2 separate regions of the Homo sapiens genome follow, and region 2 is linked to region 1. A link is a loop called in an ENCODE intact Hi-C map of the cell type or tissue named here. Cell type or tissue: heart right ventricle. All regions are shown on one strand. Each heading gives the region's core, and the rest is flanking DNA. Links, peaks and the distances in the headings are about the cores only.

Region 1 (8,345 bases), core at 195-8,194:
CTCAGCCTCCTGCTAGGAAAGAGAAACTAATGTCAGAGAAAATGTTTAAAAGGAGAGCATTTGAAGGATGGGGAAACCATTAAATTAGAGCATGCTTTTTTTCCCATTTTTCATTTTAAGTGACTCAAAAGTAGGGGAGGAAAAGGGAGAGACAATTCAACACTGCAGAAATGACCACTGACAGCTATAAACAAATGTCTGAATGTTCTCTTCTAGGCAAGATAGTACTACTTTCTGTTACACAGCGTGAGATCTCATTATGTTCTTTTGATAACTGAACACTACACTACTGGTAACATGGAAAACTTATTAAAAATATTCATTAGAGAATTAATATGCTTCATTTCTTCCGATTAAGTGTTGTAATAAAGATATCTTGTCTTTATGTGCCAAATATCTCTCAAAAGAATGAAGAATATCAGAGTTTTAAAAATCTGATTGAATTCATTTACAAACTGTTAACTACTAGAAACAACCTGGCATAATATCCACCTGATTCCTCATAGATGGGTAACTAGTATTATTGATTTGATTTCACTCATCCTCAGGGATTAGAGCAATCTACTTATGGTGACTTCTTGCTTGCTTGCTTTTCTTTTTCTTTCTTTCTTTCTTTTTTTTTTTTTTTGACAGTCTTCCTCTGTTACCCAGGCTGGAGTGCAGTGACAGTCATAGCTCACTGTATCCTCAAAATCATGAGCTCAAGTGACCCTCCTGCTTGAGCCTCTCAAGTAGCTAGGACTACAGGCATGCACTACCTTGCCCAGCTGATTTAAAAAAAAAAAAAATTTGTGAGACAGGGTGTTGCTATGTTGCCCAGGCTGGTCTTGAGCTCCTGGCCTCAAGTGGTCCTCCTGCCTAGGCCTCCCAAAGTGTTGGGATTATAGGTGGGAGCCACTGTGTCCAGCCAACTTCTTAATAACTGAAGCAAAACACTACATAGATGTTGAAACTTCAGTAATAAAGTTGATAACATCAAGTTGCCTTGGCTTCTCCATGTAGACATTAATAGGGATAAAGAACAACTTGTTGAATCAACAAAGATTATCCCAAACACAGGAGGAAAGGAAGAGCAAGGTAAAAGAGAACAAATGAATGGAAAGCTATGTGTCCAGAATCACAGGAATGAATACAGGATAATAAAAGAGAAGAAAGATGTAGGTGAAGGGACAGGGACATATTCAAGGAAAAGCTTAGTAGTAAAGGCATTTACAAACCAGTGAGGGAACTTAAAGATGACCAGAAAAGGGAGCTAAGCATTTTTGTGGCAGCATCTGGAACTGCCTGGAGGATGGAGAAAGGCCCCAGAGAAAAAAGTGACATATATCATGGGTTTCCATGGTGATGATGACAGTGTCACTATCAGAGCATTATGACTTCAGAATAGAAATGAGGATATAATAATAGCATACACTAACATCTCCCTTTTAAATCCCTCCCAAAGCTCTTAGTATTTACTCATTAATTTTCACAACACCTATGAATTAGGGAGTATTACCTATTTTAGAGATCAAAAAATCAGAAACAATTGAAATGGCCACAATGCCTGAAAAAGTATATTGCTGCTAATCTCTCACCCTGCACTATAAACTTGTGGGATAATTGACATAAAGACTATTTCACTGGTGCTTATGCTAAGTAATATGATGAGTTTTTTGAGCTAACCATTTTTGGGAAATGTACGTTGGACCACTGGAGAAAAAACTTTCTAACAAGTGTTCTTAGATTTCTTCTTAATTATAAAACATGAGAAAACAGAAATTTCAGCCTTTTCAACAGCTGAGCATTGTTTTCCAAATGTTTTGCATCAAAGATTACCTGTCTGTCTTCCCCATGGGTTGCTTTTATTGCAACTGGCATTCTTTCAGGCTTTTTAATTTTTTTTCTGGGCTTTGTTTCACTTTACTCTTCTTCCCCCCTCTTCCCCCTACTTCATTCATCTGTTCCATTAACCCCCCTTCAAACACACCCTCAAAACCAGGGATGGGGCCTATGACTATATCACTATAAAATTCTTATTACTACTCATTCTTAGAATGATTAGGACACTCATTAACCTGGAGAGGAAATTCATATTACAGTTGAAGAAGTTTTGGAATCGGACAAGCTGGGTTCTAATCCTGCCTCTGACACCTGCCAGCAAAGTGACCTTAGACCAACTACTTCTCTGATCTTAGTTTTCTCCATCTGTAAAGTAAAATTATATTTGTATGTATTTCCCAGGGTTGCTGTGAGGATAAAATTGGATAATGTATATAGAGCATTTAGCAAGAGTTATTCCTGAGGCTATGAAAACGCAGGCTTCCCTATCTAGGTAGCTCTCCTTCCACTTTCTCATACCCTATTTTGCAATCCCCAACTTGACTCTAAAGCCTTTTAACACTAATCTCCTTTCAAGGGTCTCTCTCTGTTCCCATCTTGAAGACAAAGAGCAAGAATGCTCAGAAAAGCTATGTTCACATTCAGTATCTATTGGGACCTCAGGAAGTGGCTGAGGGACTATAAATCCAGAGAACAAAATTTTACTGTGTTTCCTCCTTCCAAACCATGTGATCTTGGGTAAGCTGCTTCTCAGATCCTCAAGTTTCTTCTGTAAAATGGCATCACAATGCCTACCTCATAGAAAATTTTTTTTTGAGACAAGTTTCGCTCGTTGCCTAGGCTGCAGTGCAATGGCACAATTTCAGCTCACTGCAACCTCTGTCTCCCAGGTTCAAGTGATTCTCCTGCCTCAGCCTCCCAAGTAGCTGGGATTACAGGCATGCACCAACACACCTGGCTAATTTTGTATTTTTAGTAGAGACGGGGGTTTTTCCATGTTAGTCAGGCTGGTCTTGAACTCCCAACCTCAGGTGATCTGCCTGCCTTGGCCTCCCAAAGTGCTGGGATTACAGGCATGAGCCACTGCTCCCGGCCTTTACAGAGATCTTATGAAAGTTAAAAGTACTTATGAATGTAAAAATGGCTTATACAGGAGCATAACACACAATCAATGTTCAATAAAGTGTGACCTGAACGTGACTGTGAATTAAAAATATTTCCTATCATTCTCACTTTCCTAGAATTTAACAGTAATGAAGTAAATTCTGGTATATCCTGTGATGCAGTTACTAAAATCCTAGAGTAGAACATTATTAACATGGGGAAAATGCTCATGATCTATTACTAAGTGAATAGTATTTTATATTATTTTTGTTTTTTAAAAAACACTCAACACATACACACACACACACAGACACAAAAAGGGTTTTTACCAAACTTTTCTGTACTAAGCATTTATCCTTTTCTATTTAGGGACAGAAAGTTAAAATAGAAATTTTAAAAGGAGCTATGGCAAAAAAAAAAAAAAAAGTATTGTATGGTGGGTCCATCAAGCATGACAATGGAAGGAAGGCACTAAAAGCAGTGGGGAGTGTGGAGAGGGTAAGGAGAAGCCAAGAGTGGGGGAAGGGAGAGGGAGAAAACAGGTCAGAGTGAGGACGAGGTAAGTCAGGGCTCAGAGTCAGAGGAGCCTTGTCTTCCATGCGTTTGTTGCTGGGATTGCCAAAATGCCTGCGGAGATACAGGGTCGCGTCTCAGCCATGCAGGCCACAAACATTCAAAGTTCACTGGGGGAACTGGGAGCCGGAGGAATTCTGAGCCCAGGGGGCTTTAGATGCCCTGATTTTTCTGTCTCAGATCCACAGAAAGGGTGATTTACTTGCCTGCTTACGCAAAAGCTAACAGATGACCTAGATGGCCTCCCATGTGGCTTTCAAGTCTAGGAGACTGATTTACTAGGGTTTTGATTTATTCTCCTCCAATGAGCAAGAAACCAAAAGCTATCACCGCTAGGTGGCATGCCCCAAATACTATTAAACTTTGAAACTGGCAGAAAAGTTGGTATCTCAGGGAATCACACACACTCTATAAGTCAAAAGCACTGCTAGAGGCAACAAGATGATCATAGAAGATTTTCAGTTTCTCACTGTTAAAAACAAAAATCATCAAGCAAAACCACTGTAACAATAACAAACACTCCTTTCCCAAATAATATATTAAATGCGTTTCTCATGGACACATCCTGGAATCCCCCTGGGAAACATGGCCCCCATACCCCTATCAGTGCCTATAACAATCTCCTCCTTTCCCAACCAAAATAAACAAGTGTCCCCTATCATATGCCAAAAGCAGAAGTAGGTCTCTGATGTCATCAAAGAATAATGTACAACCACAGATACAAGATTTGCATGAGCTGAAGTAGGACAAGAAATTCCCCACACAGGATCTATTATGGTCGAGAAAGGACAAGAATGGGACCCAGGCCAGAAAGAATATACTTCTTTTGACCTAATAATCTTCTCTTTCTAAATATCACTGCCACTGTCAGGATCTCTATATTAAGCTAGAGCTGTTAGTCATTTACACCTTAATGTGGATTACTTTTCTCTGCTGTCTTTTCTCCGGAACGTTACATGTCATTGGTTATTCTACAAGAATAAAATTTTAGTTGAATGGCTAAAAAGAGGAATGATTTTAGAGCACATGAAAGGAGTACCCAGAAAGGACAGGACAGGGTAGGGCCTTGAACTTGAGGACTCTGCATATGGCTGCAGAGGGTCACCAAGCTCTTGGCATTTTTGAATGAGGAGAGGAGAGTGTAGATGGAGAAATAATTAAAGGGAAGTGCTGAAAGAAAGGGATGTGGCAAGACACATTTTGCATAATTCATAGATTTGCCTAGGACTATCTGGATGCCTAGTGATGAAATGTGAAGAAATACAGACAATTTGGTATTTTCCAACTATGTAACTCTAACAGGAAATTCCCTGTATTGTCCTATATTTAAATAAATTAAATATATGAGATGTGACAATAAATACAAGGGCAGATTTTTTTAAGCAAACACACATGTATAGACACACAAATGAGTTATTATCCCTTTCAAAGTATTCACCCATTTTAATAATGCAAACCATTTTGGAAGCTCCTCTTTTAAAATTGACACATATCTTTTGAAAACCCAGTGCTAACACAACAGCATTCTTTCTGAAAGTGGATTTCATTTGTTGAAAGAGTCAAAAGTTGGCTGGGTGTAGTGGCTCACCCCTTTAATCCCAACACTATGGGAAGTAAAGGCAGGAGATAGCTCGAAGCCAGGAGTTCAAGATCAGCCTTGGCAACATAGCGAGACCCTATCTCCACAAAAAAAAAAAAAAAAAAAAAAAAAAGGCACTGGCCTGGTGCGGTGGCTCACACCTGTAATCCCAGCACTTTGGGAGGCTGAAGTGGAAGGATTGCTTGAAGCCAGAAGTTCAACACCAGCCTGGGCAATACAGTGGGACCCCATCTCAATAAAAAATATAAAATTTTGAAAAAGTCATTTGGAGCTAAATTTGGCAAACAGAAAGGATGATCAATAAGAATGTTCCATTTTTGGTCAAAACTGAAGCACGACTCAGAAGTATGTGCTCTAGTATCACACTGGGCCACAATCCTTCTTCCACCATTTTATTAGCTCTGTGAACATAAGCAAGTTATGAAATCATTATTTGCCTCGGTTCTCTCATCTATAAAATGCAAATGATAATAATACCTACCTGATAATGTTGCTACGAGATTAAATGACATAATGCATACAAAATACTTACATGGTACTGTAAGTATACGTGGTAAGTAAGTATACACGGTACTGTATAGGGGCAAATGCCAAATAAATAGTAATAATGTTAGTAGTGGCAACAGCAATAATAGTAGAAGTGGCAGCAGCCACAGTAATATGTGGCTTGTAAACCTAAGGAGGCAATTTTTAAAATATGTAGCCTCCCAACTAGCAACTTTCAATAACTGCACCAATTTGCATGTGTATTCTGACATATTTTTAATCTTGTTTTTTTGTTTCTTAACCCATTCTTATTTAAACTCAGATGGCACATATTTTCCAAAGAGTTCCCTCCAGTCAGTGAAGAATATTCAGAGAGGCAGCTTCTGTACCAGTGGTTTAAAATTATTGTACCAATACATTAGAATTCATGAAGATGCTCTATTATCTAGACATGTCAAATTATATGTCTTGTTAATTCACAATAAAGATGTATCAAGCAAATGCCGATCATTTTCTAAAAACTGCTAAAACAGATTAAATCAGTCACTGACTAAAATAGATCTACTCAATCAATATATAATTATTGACCATAAATTTTGGGCTGTATGGTCTGGTCTCTGGGGTAACAACCAGAGATATACGGATGAACCAAACAGATATAGCAGACCAACAGGAAGTTCTTGGATTCTCGAAACTACTTCCAGCTAAGGGACACACACACACAAATACATAGGGCACCTCTGGAAGAACACTCAATACACTAGCAATAGTGATTGTCTCTGGGGAGCAATTATTTAATACTACTTTGAACTGTTCAAGTTACCTTATGCATGCGTTACCTTTTCAAAAAGTAAATAGAAGTTAAAAATTTAAACTTTTATATACAACAAAAAATGGAGTAGTTTCTTCAAACCTGCTATGCTGATTCACATCTATTTTAATGATGTGAAATATCTGTGCTTACCTCTTCACTTAGAAAATTAAATCATTCACTACAATATAATACTGTTATTGATCCCAGTCCATTAATTACTCCTAATTTCCCTTGTAAGCACATAATAACAGCTGTGCAACCCATCAGTCCACATGCCACGGTGATGGCCTGTTGAAATGCTTTGCTAAAGAATTTGGTCATGGAGGGGTTATCAGGATATTGTCATCTTTCTGGGTAACCATTTCCAAAGCTGGTGAGCAGAGTCTAAAGCCAACTCAGCATAGCCATCCAGCATCCTCCTCATCCATCAGCTGCATGTCTTCCCAAGGTGCTAAGCAATGACCTTCCTCCATGAACACTGAGGCTCATTTTCTTCTTTGAGGCTCATTGCTATGTTCTCAACTCCAGAGAGTAGTATGTCCTTCAGGTTTAAACTTGCCAAAAAAAAATCCATAAATCAATCAGCAAACATTTATAAATCATCTCCCACATTCAAGGTACTGTGATGGATGTTTCAGGGATGTCAAGAAATATAAAATGTGGTTTCTAAACTCTAAGAGTTTATTGTCTAGTTAGAGAACTAAAACACATAAAAATTCAAAACATGGAACCATACAAGTAGAATACTAAAAGTACCAAATTAAGAGGTTAAGGGGGAAGAGGCAATAATATTTATCAAATGGCTGTGCACTGTGCTAGGTGCTTCACATGTCCATTTCACTTAATCATCCTTCCAGTTCCACTTTGAATTCCATTTTATAGACTTGGAGGTGAAGAAAGTTGCCTAAAATCACACAGATGATCATGGCAGGGCTTGCGTTTAAATTAAAGTAAGCCTGATTCCAAGGCCCTGCTCTTCTGACTCAAGCTTTGTCTTCCCAATATATACCACGATCCCCGTAGAAAATAAGTGCTCTAAGGATTAATTGAAACAAGTTATCACTTTGAATGGTAGCATAAGGCATCATGAACAGGATGTGAAATTTGAGAAAAGCTTTTAAACAGGTTAAAAACCCAAGGATGAGTAGAATGTTATAAGGTAAAAGGAAGGAAGAAAAATCTATTTCCATCTGTAAGAAAGTGCCTGTACTACAGTGTAGAGATGGAAGAGCCCAAGCTGGTGAGACGACCATTCTGTGTTGTGCCTGATCTGGTTACCTGCTCATCTCAGTACAGGTATACAGCATGGTCCTGGAAGTGCAGAGGTGCTTTAGGGACCAGCCAACCCATGAATAAGTGGGCTCTTCTTGGGAGGCAGTATTCCTGCACATACAATAGGAAAGGCATGGGCCAAACATCTCCAAGCCTTATATCTTCTCAGGGATTCTTGGTGTATGTCAGTGGCCCATCATACAAGACCAACAATTTTACTTAATTATAGGTAATGAATATATTAAAATGAACATATAGATATTTTGGAGTAGAATCCAGCATTAACATGGATTTTGTTAGTACAAGGTATTAATGTAATGCCATGCTTGTAATGGGCCCCATGAGCTCTGGCCCAGACGGCTGGGATTCATAGTTTGTACTCCTCTCCCATTAGGGGTTTCTCAGGGTGAGGACTGAGAGGTGCTGATATGGAGGAGACACACATGTGGCATAGCACATGATATTGTGGAGGCAAAAAGAGAGGAAAAGAGGGTCTATAATGGCCCTCCAGATCTCCATGTTCTGATGTCTGTTGTCATCCATACTCTCGTGTTGTTTGTTTCTTGCCTTGACTAATGAATAAAGTTCTCATTAGGAACACTCCATGCGTTACTAGGTCCTCATAGTCATCTTCGGCTTTGCACTTTGTCTCATATCCCACATCTGATCCATCAG
Region 2 (8,345 bases), core at 50-8,049, 310 kb after region 1:
CTCTTCCAGTTCCTACTATATGCCTTTGGTTGGGTGCCTTGGTTTCCTCATCTGTAAAATGAGAATGATAATACCTACTTCATAGGAGAGTGAAATGAATGCCAGTGCTATCCTCTAGGTCTATATATATATATATATATATATATTATATATAGTACATATATAGAGAGAGTATATATATATATGTAGTACAGTGGAGGTCTATATAATACTATATATATAATTTATTTTTTTCAATGCTGATAGGAATAAGGCTGTGGTTTGGCAAAAAGCACCATTTTCTCCTATACAAAATAGTAACTGCAGTTTGGGAGCACAACTCATGTAGATTGACTTTTCTGGTGCTTAATGGGAAAATACTAAAATAATTGAGTCAGAAAAGGCATGAATTCCTTTTCACGTCCCCAAGGATACTTGAAGAAACTTGAGTTTTAGGAGAAAATCAGAGTGGTCTTTCACTTACATTTTTCTAAAAAGTGTAAAAACCCTGTATTGACTTTCTTGTTGATTCAGTTGTTTCTTAAACGTAAATAGCTCATCTTTACCATATGTGGGCATTACAAATAGAAATTTTTAAAATTCCATTTATAAAATGAAGTTTTGCCGTTTTTTTTTTTAAATCATTCCGTCTTTAGTTGTGGGACAGCAAACTTAGAATCGAAACTCATCACTACAACTTTTCTTTGAGTTAAACTCTTATCTGTGTTTTCATTGAATTTAATCTCCATCTATTCTATCTCTTCTTAAATCTTGGAAATGTAAAAGGGAGTTATAGTGTTTTACAATTAATACTCTTACTATTACCTTAGAAGCCTTAAAAGTGCTTGCAGGCTTGTCTCATAATCTGTCAGTGAGCCTTAACATTGTGATTTGTAAGACTAAAATTTTTTTTTCAAACAAAACAAATCTGACAGCCTGGGCAACATAGACCCCATCTCTACAAAAAAAAATTTTTTTTTAATTAGCTGGGCATGGTGGTGCACGTCTGTACCTGTAGTCCCAGCTATTCAGAAGGATTGCTTGATCCCAGGAGATCAAGGATACAGTGAACTGTGTTCGCGCCACTGCACCCCCACGATGGCAATAGAGTGAGACCCTGTCTTAGAAAAAAAAGATAAATAAGTCTGTTCTATTTGTTACAGTGCATCAACACATTTGAATTTTCTTTTTTTTTCTTTTTCTTTTTTTTTTTTGAGACTGAGTTTCGCTCTTGTTGCCCAGGCTGGCGTACAGTGGTGCGATCTTGGCTCACCCCAACCTCTGCCTCCCAGGTTCAAGCAATTCTTCTGCCTCAGCCTCCTGAATAGCTGGGATTACAAGCATGCACCACCACGCCTGGCTAATTTTGTATTTTTTGGTAGAGATGAGGTTTCTCCATGTTGGTTAGGCTGGTTTCGAACTCCCGACCCAGGTGATCCGCCTGCGTCAGCCTCCCAAAGTGCTGGGATTACAGGTGTGAGCCACCGCACCCAGCCTAATCAATACATTTGATATTTCAAGAATACATGAGAGAAGAGAGGTAGATTGAGAACAGAACTAAACTTTATATATGTTTCCTTAACTATTGGGAGGAAAATGGATGAGTCTGTGTTGGGATACCTGTTGAAACAAGACTACTAAACAGATTAATCAACTAATTCCATAGGCTTGACATTAGTTTATCTTTGAAAAGTAAAAGTAAAGTGCTTATTGCTAAATAGGTCTGTATTCTAAATGCTGCCATTTTTTAAAAAAAGTATTCCATGTTACACACATTTTAAACTTGCTTCTTAAAACATCCCTGTTGGTGGCCTGTAGGTTACTGACCTTAGGAATTACAGGCTTTATCCAAAATTAGGCATATCTACCTGATTTTTGTATCTGAGAATCAATAAATGCATTCAGTATTCTCTACCGTGTTTCAGGCGCTGTTTACAATATCGGAGGTACAGCAGGGATTTTCTGCCCACGTGGGGAAAACACACAGCAAATGAACAAAGCTCTATTGGTAACAGTCTGTTAAACTTTCTAAGAGCTTTCCAACTTTCTAAGAGAAAATTGTAATGATTTTAGAAAAGTGAGCTGTCATTTTTCATATATATAAATTTTTTTATTCATAGGTAATCTAATTTTTCTCATTTCTCCAAAAGGGTACGAAGACAGTTTTTACTATGTTGTTTTACTATGAACCTAGTTTAACCTGACTTTCCTTACAGACCCACATAAATGAGACAATCCAAATTTAGTATTTGGGTCAAAATGCAGGGTTTTTTCCTGAAAACAAAACAGCACACACATATATTACAGGATTTTTATGTAATAATATATTCACTTCAGTCAGGTTTCAGTTTTTAAATAGGCAGAGATCAAAAGCCTCTAATGTTTTTGTCATCCGCCATTATTACCCATTCAAATTTCTATTTATGTCTGGTAGTTATGTCCCCTGTGAGCACTAATTTCAGAACAGGAAATTCTATTAACTGTCAAACTCTTTAATGTGCAGTGCAGTAGGTTTGGAGCAGAGGGGAGTAGGAAGGAGTAAATGATATAATCCAGTCTGGCCTGGCATGGTGGCTCACACTTGTAATCCCAATGCTTTGGGAGGCCGAGATGGGTGGATCACTGGAAGCCAGGAGTTTGAGACAAGCCTGGCCAACATGGTGAAACCCCGTCTCTACTAAAAATAACAAAAATTAGACGGGCACGGTGGTGTGTGCCTGTAATCCCAGCTACTCAGGAGGCTGAGGCAGGAGAATCACTTGAACCTGGGAGGCCGAGGTTGCAGTGAGCTGAGATCACACCACTGCACTTCAGCATGGGCAACAGAGTGAGACTGCAAAAAAAAGAAAAAGAAAAAAAAATCCAGTCTCTGCTGGCAAGGTGTTTAACAAGTCAATGATGGGAAAGACCAGTCAAATAAACTATCAGATCTAATAACTTTTCTAACCATAGGTGATTCTTCTTCCATTATCCATACTAAAGCAAGTGACTCATAATAAAAATTGTTATTTTGTAAAATATATGGACTGTTTGCTTTATATTCCCAACTATTACATCTGGTTGACTATTAACAGGTCAATGTCAGATTTCCTGAGCAAATCAACCAATAATGAAAAACTATGTGGCTGGCAGAAAAAAATAAGTGCGTGTGGTGGTGCTTGCCTGTAATCCCAGCTGCTTGGGAGGCTGAGGTAGGAGGAACTCTTGAGCTCCGGTGGTTTGAGGCCAGCATGGATAACATAGGGAGACCCTGTCACTTGACAAAAGTATCTTTCCCTACTGGAAATGGAATAGAATCGGATGGGTATGGTACAGCAGGTAGTTATGGGGAGACCTCTACTGTTCTAAATGAGACTAATAGTAAATGTTACATAACTAAAGCAACAGATTTGCCAGCTGTGTGAAAGATAACCCAGAGAGGGGTAATGGTAGAGCCAGAATTAACACAGCCAGCTTGTCAGCTACCTTTGAACATGTATTTTCTGTGCAGTCAGATTTGAAGGGTTGGACCTTGGAGTTACTGACATTGGAGGCAACTGAAACCATGAGTGTGAATGAAATTATTTTCGTAAGAATTACTTGGGGTTAAAAATAGTAATAAAAAGGAAAGCCTGGCCTAAACAGTCTTGGGATGGGGAGAAGGGTTGGAGTACAAAGGATTGCTATTACAAAGACATGGGCAGAGAACAAGGCAAATAGCTGAGCAGCAATTGAGAATACAGCATCTTTTATGGCAAAGAGCAAAATACTATTGTTCCTCTTCTAGTATGCTATAGACCAGCAGTAATTTTGTGCTCTAAAATGCTTATTTTTATCTCTCTGTATATACTTGGTGGTGAATTTGCTACAAATGTAAGGAGATGATGGGATAGTTTTTGGAAATACCATCCTCTAATTAGTACCAGGTCTATGTATATCTGCAGCAACTATAAAGTCTGTTTCAGAGTCAGTATTGGCAAACTTATATTTAAATTCAGCTGTAACAAGACATCTTTTTTTTTTTTTTTGAGAGAGTCTGGCTCTGTCACCCAGGCTGGTGTGCAGTGGCGCGATCTCGGCTCACTGCAACCTCCGCCTCCCAGGTTCAAGCAGTTCTCTGCCTCAGCCTCCCGAGCAGCTGGGATTACAGGCATCTGCCACCAAGCCCTGCTAATTTTTCTATTTTTAGTAGAGACGGGGTTTCGCCATCTTGGCCAGGCTGGTCTTGAACTCCTGACCTCGTGATCCATCTGCTTCAGCCTCCCAAAGTGCTGGGATTACTGGCATGAGCCACTGCGCCCGGCAAGTTGTCTTTCAAATATATGCCTTTGCAGTATTTCTCTACTTCCCCAGTAATGTAAACTTTATTTTCTCTCAATTTTCGTAAGTGGTATTTTGGTGCTTTACCCAAAATATTAGGGAGAAAATTCTTCTTTTTAATTGGATTCTCGTATGTTGATCTATTTCTATTGTTTTCTAAAAAAAAGTTAGTGTCCTAGTTTAAAAGTATATATTAGTTTCCTAGGGCTGCTGTAACAAATTATCACAAATTTGGTGGCTTAAAGCAACAGAAATGTACTCTTTCACAGTTCTGAAGGTCGAAGTCCAAAATCAAAGTGTTAGGATGTACTCCTAGAGGCTCTCGGAGAGAACCTGTTCCCATGGCATTATGCCACATCACATGTGCCTCTATCTTTGTATCTCCTCCTCTCTATAATCTTTCTTTTAAAAGGACAATTGTTTTGACATTTAGGGCTTACCCACATACTTCAGGATAATCTCATCTCAAAATGCTTAATCACATCTGCAAAGACACTTTTTTCAAATAAAGTTAACAGACAGAAGTTTGGGGGTTGGGATGTGGACATGCCTTTGGGAGCCATTAACAACCTACCAAAACATTTTAACAATTTTTCAGTACCAAAGACTAGTATGGGTCTGCTCCAAGATAACTCAAAACATTCTGAACTGAATCAGCAGACCCTCAGGTCTCCCTAGAGAGATCCTGAGCACCTAGGAAAGCCCCAGAATTAAGCTACTCTACAAGGATTCTGAGGGAAGTCTGGGATTAGGTGAGACTTTAATGAGTCCATCAGAGGTTTAGTATGGACTAGTTCTACAGTTCCAGAAGCAACATACTGGGTATGGAATATTGTTAACCATTGTCATCCCACAGAATTACCTTCTACTTGTGTCAGTATATATCCTGCCTACCCTACATATTTTATATTTATCAATGATGACAGAAACTTCCCCCCTTTTACTTAGATCTAATAGTAATATAACAAACTTTTCTTTTTCATTTTCAGACATATCCAGAGGGTTTTCTCTTCATCTCACGCATCCCACCTTTAATCAGACATATGTGATTCATATGAGAGAAAATTAGTGTTTCTGAGACCAAATGGTGGTGTTTATAAGATTTTGCTTCTGCACTGAATTCAATGTTTTATTTACTGCTTGGTTATTTTGTTTTTGTTTTTTAAGAAATGGGAGGAGTGTAATATCTAGAGGTACATGAAAAAAAGAAATGGAAGGAATGGACAGGCCCAGAATTAAATGATAAAAACTCATCTGGTTGGAATGAAGTACACTGAACATTTGAGGAAGTTAGAGATTAATTCAACCCAGTGGGTTTTGGGGTTTTTATATGTGTTAGTACATTCAGCGTTAGGGTTGGGTTTCTTGTCTCTGTAATCACTTCTCAAAAATGAATTTGGGCTTCTCCAGATAGCCTTTTTATCCATTTATTATTTCAAGTAATGGTATAAGGAAATTGTAACCATTTGTGTGCTTTACATGTTTAAGATACAAACTTACAGTTCCCAGAAGTCAATTCAGTCATTCTCTATAAGAGCTGTTGTGGAAAAAGTTCTCACTTCACTTACTCATTCCTTTGCATTTTCCAACTTTAGTAAAGCATGACTTCATGCCTTGGATCATACAGGATTTCAACGGGAGATTTATAAGTCTATTTTGTTAGAATAAAAAGCAATAATACTTCCTGAAATACATCTTGGGCTCTTTGCAGAAGCTGAACTATCTGGTAATTACTATTTAGCAAACAGCTAACAGCTAGCTCTTAATTTTTCAGAAATAAGAGGACATCATTGGCCACTATCATACCACTAATTTTATTCCACCAATGCTTTCACAGAGGATGTCACCAAAGAAAGAAGTGGCATCCACTACCCCTCCCCCATCCTTCCACTCTGAACCAGTACAGGATATTCTCATGGTCAGGGCATTCTCTCCTTGGCAGGATGTAGTTAATGACATATGCAGAATTAATGACTTGGTTGCCCTAGGCCCCCCGTCAAGGCTTTTGTTCAAGGGAGAGTAAAGAGGATAGGTCTCAGTATGTCATCCAAACAGGATGGATACAGAATGCCAACCAGGTTAGCCCTGGCAAGTTAAGACATTTTACAGTGCCACTACCTACCTCCATACTGTATCAGAGGAGCCAGTTGCACAGTGTTGATCTCCCTAAGACTATTATAATAAGGAAGGGGTTTTTTTCTTAGCCCAGTTACTACTAAAACTCACTCAGAGGAGCAAGTGAAATTTGTCACAATTGGCTCGACTGCTTTATCTCACTTTGAAAAAGAAAAGTTACAAATTCTAGTAAGCAAAAGATTTTTTGTGACCAGGTCTCCCTGACCTGCACAAAATAAACTCTTCATGAGTTAAACCAAAACAGATTTAATGTCTAAACTTAAATCTAGTTTGACATTAACTTCTTTTCCAAAGAGAAATAACGTTAACAATCTGAAATCATCCCTGCACAGACTTTCTTGGCTCTTCTTTTCTGCCGTCCTATGAATCACAAATAGAAGTTTAAGAAAGCTGTCAGGTAGGCGCCTCAAATTCATTTAAAATGAGGAATGATGAAAGAATAAGAAAAACCAGCAAATGATAGCTTACTTATTCAGTTATTTGGCTTGATACTGCTTGAAAGTGACATTTCTAGATTAAAGATCTGATAAGCTCTGATAGTTGGGAAATAATACTAGTTATTTCTTGGACACCCTAAGATGTGCCACCATTGCTCTAAGCACTTTACATGTGTTGTTCAACCCTCAGCAATGCTATGAAATAGGGGCTGAGTCTCCTAATAGAGCTAATGAATGCATTATATCAAAAGAATGAAATGTTAAATATAGACACTGGAAAATAAAATTACTTTTGCTTGTATTATAAGTGAATACCTTGAAAGCTCAAAAAAATCTATTAGAAGTATTCAGGAACTTGGCTGGATATAAGATAAGCATGCCAAAAATCAATAGCTTTTCTTTATATTTATAAAAAATACCTACAAGTTGATATAGTAAACACGACAGATAAAAACTAAATGCCTTAAGGTATAAGGCTAAGAAAGAACTATTATAAACTCTTATTGAAGGACATAAATCAAGATCTGAACAAATACACTGGGAAGATAATATCATAAAAATATCAATTCCCCCAAATTAGCATGTTAATGTATAATGATTACAATTTAAATTTCAACTGGCTGAGGCTTTGTTTTTGTTTTTGATTTTTTAATAGACTGGATGTTGGTCTTGAACTCCTGGGCTCAAGCAAGTGTCACACCTTGGCCTCCCAAAGTGGATTATAGGCATGAGCCACCGTGCCAGACTTGGGTGAGGTTTTGAAATTGAAATTAAGCAAAATGGGCCGGGCACGGTGGCTCACACCTGTAATCCCAGCACTTTCGGAGGCCGAGGGGGGCGGATCACGAGGTCAGGAGATGGAGACCATCCTGGCTAACATGGTGAAACCCCGTCTCTACTAAAAATACAAAAATTAGCCAGGCATGGTGGCAGGTGCCTGTAATCCCAGCTACTCTGGAGGCTGAGGCAGGAGAATCGCTTGAACCCAGGAGGCAGAGGGTGCAGTAGCTGAGATTGTACCACTGCACTCCAGCCTGGGTGACAGAGCAAATCTCTATCTCAAGAAAAAGAAAAAAGAAAAGAAATTAAGCAAAATGATCTTAAAGTTCAAGTGAAAGAGTAGAGTAGAACTGAGTCCAGAACTAGATTCCAGTATATGACGTTTATACGTGACAAAAATATATTTCTTTTTCTTTCTTTTTTTTTTTTTTTTTTTTGAGACAGTTTCCCTCTTGTTGCCCAGACTGGAGTATAATGGCACGATCTTGGTTCACCACAACCTCCGCCTCCCAGGTTCAAGTGATTCTCCTGCCTCAGCCTCCCGAGTAGCTGGGATTACAGGCATGTGCCACCACGCCTGGGCTAATTTTGTATTTTAGTAGAGATGGGGTTTCTCCATGTTGGTCAGGCTAGTTGCGAACTCCCAACCTCAGGTCATCTGCCCGCCTCAGCCTCCCAAAGTACTGGGATTACAGGTGTGAGCCACTGTGCCCG

What was found. Hi-C counts contacts between places; a loop is a spot of excess contacts. Peaks named below come from ENCODE experiments on the same cell type or tissue, not always from the same donor. Only the 100,000 strongest peaks of a DNase experiment are listed, where the experiment ranks them.
Region 2: a loop joins it to region 1, with 4 times the contacts of the local background. A loop is called at or near these places in 29 of 110 quality-filtered maps.

What each region holds. Positions count from the first base shown.
Region 1 is chr12:68,355,185-68,363,529 of GRCh38, forward strand. No RefSeq gene overlaps it. Among named protein-coding and RNA genes, the nearest start is that of MDM1, 27 kb to the left of the region's middle. RefSeq lists an enhancer at 3,080-3,591. In heart right ventricle, for the core only: a CTCF peak has its summit at 3,846 (motif pointing right); a DNase peak (open chromatin) is centred at 3,827.
Region 2 is chr12:68,661,888-68,670,232 of GRCh38, forward strand. It overlaps RAP1B (RAP1B, member of RAS oncogene family), which reads left to right. Exons shown (of 8, transcript NM_001010942.3): 8 at 1-8,345. Among named protein-coding and RNA genes, the nearest start is that of NUP107, 21 kb to the right of the region's middle. In heart right ventricle, for the core only: a CTCF peak has its summit at 3,319; no DNase peak of the experiment used is centred there; H3K27ac peaks cover 1,083 bases.